2 separate regions of the Homo sapiens genome follow, and region 2 is linked to region 1. The links are chromatin loops, found by intact Hi-C in ENCODE. Cell type or tissue: Calu3. All regions are shown on one strand. Links, peaks and the distances in the headings refer to the core of each region. The heading gives the core; the rest is flanking DNA. Region 1 has its middle 56 kb from the start of SF3B1. Region 2 overlaps PGAP1 (post-GPI attachment to proteins inositol deacylase 1).

Region 1 (2,917 bases), core at 92-2,591:
ATGGCACCATTTCACTCCAACCTGGGCGACAAAAGCATAACTCTGACTCAAAAAAAAAAAAAAAAAATCTTCCTCTGAGAAGTACAAACAGAACCTGACAGTATTGGAGGCAGAAATCTAAACACAAACATAGTAAGAAAATAGGAAGCTTCATGTAATGTGCTATGCAATGCTAGAAAGGAGAACATGAGGGAATTCCTGCTGAACTATACTAGGACTCCTAGACTAAGGCAGAGACAGACATCAGAGAACCTTAGGATACCCTGCAGACCTCTTCTGTATTCCTGGTTTCAAGGTGACCATGTGGACTGAGGGCCAAATTACTGCCAATCAGATCTAGCCCACCTGTGTGTCTCTTACCTGTGCAAACCCATGGGCAAGCATATGGACTCCTCCCTCTTTTCTTTCCCCTGCTCTCCTTTGCATAGTTTTAAAGAATGGAAAAGTAGCAGATTCCCTGAAGTTAGTTGTGGGATATAGTACGTGCCTAAGGTGATCATGTTTCTGAATGCAAATTCCCCATGGAGTGTATTTATGGGACAATTGGGTGTCATATATGACTTAGAAACTCCCCTAGAGAACTAAGATGTGAACAGGCCAGAGATGTTCCTTCAATTCCATGTGCGTGTGCCAAGCACCTGCTGCCACACACCAGGCCTGCTGGGCACTGGACGTAGGGACAGAAAGCATGAGCCTGGGCCCCCAAGGGTTCATGCCATAATGGGTGGGGCAAGGAGGATTTCGGTTCTGGCTATTTGCTTTCATTATTATCTCAACTGCTTTCATTGCTTTTTGGTTTTTTTGTTTTGGTTTGGTTTGAGATGGAGTCTCGCTCACGGCTCACTGCAACCTCTGCCTCCTGGGTTGATGTGATTCTTGTGCCTCAGCCTCCTGTAGCTGGGATTACAGGCCCGTGCTACCACGCCCGGCTAATTTTTGTATTTTTAGTACAGACGGGGTTTCATCATGTTGGGCAGACTGCTCTTGAACTCCTGACCTCAAATGATCTGCCTGCCTCAGCCTCCCAAAGTGCTGGGATTACAGGAGTGAGCCACCATGCCTGGCCTAGGTTTATTAAAAATTATTATTATTTACTAAGTCTTTTTTTTTCCAGGATGATGGGGATGAGGAGACAATAGCCCCAGCATCTGGTCATAATTTGTAAATCTCGACATTCTCCCTAACACCAGCTGGAAATATTTCATGCTCTAGCATCGTTTTACAAGTTGCTGGCAAAAAATAAGCATCCATCTTATTTAAAGACTGTAATAAAATGAGAAAGATGGTTATTTGCCTTATTTTTTGTCTTTTTTTTTTCCTTTTATAAAAACAGTTAGTTGTTTGCGGTGCCTTCAAAGAATGTTAAGTTAATAAAAGCCAGCCTTTACCTTACAATCTTTATTCAACAGTAAGGTTTGTCAGATACCAAGGGCTGGTTTCTCCCAAAAATCATTAAAGGTCTGGCTCCAAAGGTGTGCAAGCCACCAGTTAACCGGGGCCAGCCTTTGTTTTCCTAGGCTCTGCTGCCCCCTGTCAGAAGCTAAGAATGTTACAGGAAATAGAATATTTTGAACAAAGGTTTTCACAGAACAGCAGTTTTACGCTCTGTCAGGTGATGAAATAGAATACTCTCCCACCTTGTGAATGAAGACCATTGAATTATTTGCTTAAAAATATGCCTACTTGCTTGGCTGCCTAGAAGTTCTTGCACAACTCCCAGCAGTAATAACCTGTCTGAAATAATTCAGGCGGCGGCTGTCATTCACTGAGTCCGTCTGCACATGTACAGGGAGCGGCAGATGGGTGCTGGGGGCGTGAGTTGTGTATCCATTCACAGACCATCGGGGAAGACGACTGAACAGATGACTTCCACGTCGTAGAGCAAGGGAGAAGTGTGTGCACCCCAGGTGCTGGGGGAGCACGTCAATGCAGCACTTTCGCCAGGGGGGTCCTAATGAAGTCGAAGGAGTCCATTCTCAAAGAACTAGCGGGGACCAGCCAGCTGAAGGGGAAGCAAAGGGCTTTTCTGGATAGTAGCAACTGCATGTGCCAAGGCAGAGGCCCCTGGAAGAGGGTGGTAAGTTCTGGCAATAGCAAGAGGGGACTGAATTATACTCTGAGCACCCCAGCTGCTACTCCGCTGCCTGGCAACTGCTGGTCCCCGGGCCACTTCATCTCCCATTGCCTCAGTGTATGGCCAGGTCAGAGGCCAAGACAAAGGCAAGCAAAAGGGCCCTGGAGGGGTATCCAAGGCACACTAAAGTGCTGGCGGTTGCCTTGTGTTCTGCATGCATTCTTTTTTTTTTTTTTTTTGCTTTATTAAAATACTGAGTTTTATTTCACATGTATATTTTTGTCTCCCCACCATTTCCACGTCTGACCACCGCTACTACTATGTCCTATCATAACATTCCATACATACTTAAAACCAAGCAAAGGGTGGAGTTCCATCTTTAAAAACTAAGCAGGCATTTTGGACAACACATTCTTGGCAATGGAACCTGGACAACATTTATCAAACATGGTAGGGAAAGTTCTCACTCTGCATTATAAAAAGGACAGCCAGATATCAACTGTTACAGAAATGAAATAAGATGGAAATTTTTTAACAAATTGTTTAAACTGTTTTCTTAAAGAGACTTCCTCCACTGCCAGAAATCTTGAATAGCCTCCTGCTCAGTCATCCAGAAGCAATTCTTCACATAACTGATGAACTTGGCTTCCACTTTGGGAAGAGAACCACATTTTTCTATACTTGCTTGCATTTTTGCTTTAATGTCTTCTACAGAACTAGGTCCTTTTAGGTGTTTTAGGAGTTTTTTCCTGTTTTTTGAAGGATTCTTGTCCTTTTGATCTTGGTGTTGATGATGGTTTTGAGTCTTTTCCATTCTGATTTGACTTTTGTGCATTTTTGGCT
Region 2 (2,917 bases), core at 328-2,827, 530 kb before region 1:
CTAAAGATAGGCCTATTCTGAACACTTCACATACATGGAATCATAATATGTGGTCTTTTGTGATGGTCTCCTTCCACTTTTTTCAAGATTCATCCATGTTGTAACATATACCAGTATTTCATTTAATTTCTTTTTAATCAAATTCCTTTTATTCCATTGTATGATTATACTACATTTTATTTTTCCATTCATCAATTGACAGACATTTGGGTTGTTTCTGCTTTTTGGCTGTTATGAATAATACTCCTATGAACATTTGCATATAAGTTTTTGTATGAATATATGCTTTCATTTTTCTTGGTTATATTCCTAGGAATGCAGATGCTGAGTTATGCAATAACTCTGTATTTAGCCATTTGAGGAATTGTCAGACTGTTTTTCACAGTAGCGACACTATTTTACACTCCTACCAGCAGTGTATGAGGGTTCCAGGTTTTCCACATCCTCATTAAAACTTATTATTTGTCTTTTTAAAATTATAGTCGTTCTAGTGGGTATAATCCACAGGTGATTTTTGATAAGCATCCTTGGTTCAGAACTACATATTTAATTGGCTGGATACATAATCCAGTACTTAAAGCCTCTAGATTAACCAGCATCAAATATCCCCTAGATGTACATTCTATATGTCTGAGAATCAATTATCAAGTCAGTTGAAACCAAGAAAAACGAGACCTTTTTCAGACTTTCAAAACAAGATAGACATTTATACTTAAGTCTGGTTCTGGTTGATGTCATAGTGTCAGAATAATTTTTTTTTTTTTTTTTTTTTTATAAAGAGTCTCATTCTGTCACCAGGCTGGAGTGCAGTGGCACGATCTTGGCTCACGGCAACCTCTGCCTCCCGGGTTCATGCCATTCTCCTGCCTCAGCCTTCCGAGTAGCTGGGACTACAGGCACGTGCCACCACGCCTGGCTAATTTTTTTGTATTTTTTTTTTTTTTTAGTAGAGACGGGGTTTCACCGTGTTAGCTAGGATGGTCTGGATCTCCCGACCTCGTGATCCACCCGCCTCAGTCTCCCAAAGTGTTGGGATTACAGGTGTGAGCCACCACACCCAGCCAGAATAATCTCTTAATTAAAAGGCTGGGTCTGGCACAGATCAACTGAATATTGCTTACCACTTCCTGGAATATAGGTTAAATCAGGTTAAAATTAACACTAAAGGCAGACTTGAAATTGTATAAAAGTAACTGAAGGGCACTAAGTAGCTGTAGAAAGATTTGAGTGGAGGGGATTTATGGACTGCTGCTTTAATATATTCAGGCCAAATTCTTTTTTCCCTGCTCCTGCATCCCTTAATCACTGTCCAAGCCCAACGAAACAAAGTTTTAGCCTCCTGGGAAACTAATAACTGCTATACTCCAGGGAAGGTTTTGTCCATTGTACTACAGTTTCTACATCTGCTTCTCCAGATCCATTCTCCACCCCTCACTTTTTCCTGAATTCTGGGAGGCTGACTTTTATAGACTGGCTTCTAGGTAAGTTCAGGAATTAAGAGGTATCAGCAGATAGGAGGGTAGGAGAAAATAAGGTTAGTGTATGTATTTCCTCATCTTTTTCCTGCTGAGCCACAGGGTGGCAGTGGTTGTAGTGTTCCTGCACCCAAGGCTACAGCTCCAGGAATGTTATCCACTCCTAGAGCCCTCTAGGTTTGTTCCTTCTCTTGTCCTGGTACCTTGGAGTACCAGCTGGCTCTGTTACTAGTTTAGCATCTTATCATTTCTTGTTGGTTTCTCTTAACCCTGCACATATACCTTTGAAATAGTCCATTATAATCTCAATTATTCCATTCAGTATGCCAGGATCTAACTGACACAGTTGATGCAGCTCAAATATTACAGTAAATGCCTACTGTGTGCTTGGCACTATCTTAGGCACTAGGAATAGAATGGAGAACAAGATCAGGCTCTACATTTTAAGAAGTCTTCAGACTATAGGAAGAAAACTTCAAGTGCCAGGGTATAAAATGGAGAAAACAAGTGAGGAATTTTCTTGGGGATGTCTTAAAACTTAAGAGGATCCCAAACTCTTGCAAATTTGGGAGAGAGGGACGATAAATTTAAGAAATCATCTGTCTTGTTTAGCCACATGTAGGATGACAAGGCAGCAAGGAAGCATTGGCTCTTGGAAGGAAGGAGGGAAGGAGGAAGGAACAACAGATGGACGGTCAGAAGGAAGGAAGGAAAAATGGAAGGAAGGGAGGAAGGGAGGGAAAGAGGAAGATGAAAAAAAGAGATGGGAGGGGAAGGAAGGGAAGAAAGAAAAGGAAACAAACTAGGATGACAAGGAAGGAAATTAGGGAGTGAGTGTCTCTTATTAGAAGTATACATATTATGAACGATTCTTGCAGCAGCAGCAGCAAAAAAAGAACAGGGATGGGGATTGGTGGGAAATAACCTGAATCTGATCACACCTATAGCTCTAATTATCAATTTATAGAAAATAGAAAAACATGTTCAACTCCAGCAAGGGGATGGAATCAGTAAACTCCAAACATAGAAAATGCAAAAGTATAAAAAAGTTTTATTTGATAAATTATAAGGGGAGAAAAAGAGATGGAGAACAGACCTTACAGATAAAGAAACAATTCAGTTCTGACAATGAAAGTTGTCAGAATCAAAATGGAGTCACTGTTTTTTTGTTTTTTTTAAAAAAAACAAAAAAATAAAAAAACCCTGACAAATAGAGCCAGGGAAGGCTGTGAAGGGAGGGTTCTCATGCTTGTATACATAATAGCAAAACTGTCACAGAAGACTCTGCAAAAACCACAACTCTGCACAAAGGCCACTGCAACCTTACACACACACAAAAATACTTCTCTGAGGACATCTGCCCAGCAACTACTTGTCCAACCTCGGGCTGCCACCACCCTTGTTATGGATCCTTATAGGCAAGGATAATTATTTCAAAACAA

Evidence for each region. Hi-C counts contacts between places; a loop is a spot of excess contacts. Peaks named below come from ENCODE experiments on the same cell type or tissue, not always from the same donor. Only the 100,000 strongest peaks of a DNase experiment are listed, where the experiment ranks them.
Region 2: a loop joins it to region 1, with 19 times the contacts of the local background. A loop is called at or near these places in 17 of 110 quality-filtered maps.

Annotation. Positions count from the first base shown.
Region 1 is chr2:197,377,071-197,379,987 of GRCh38, forward strand. It overlaps the pseudogene NPM1P46. Among named protein-coding and RNA genes, the nearest start is that of SF3B1, 56 kb to the right of the region's middle. In Calu3, for the core only: a CTCF peak has its summit at 1,501; a DNase peak (open chromatin) is centred at 1,521.
Region 2 is chr2:196,848,511-196,851,427 of GRCh38, forward strand. The region is part of intron 20 of PGAP1 (post-GPI attachment to proteins inositol deacylase 1); the gene reads right to left. Among named protein-coding and RNA genes, the nearest start is that of C2orf66, 41 kb to the left of the region's middle. In Calu3, for the core only: no CTCF peak of the experiment used is centred there; a DNase peak (open chromatin) is centred at 1,591.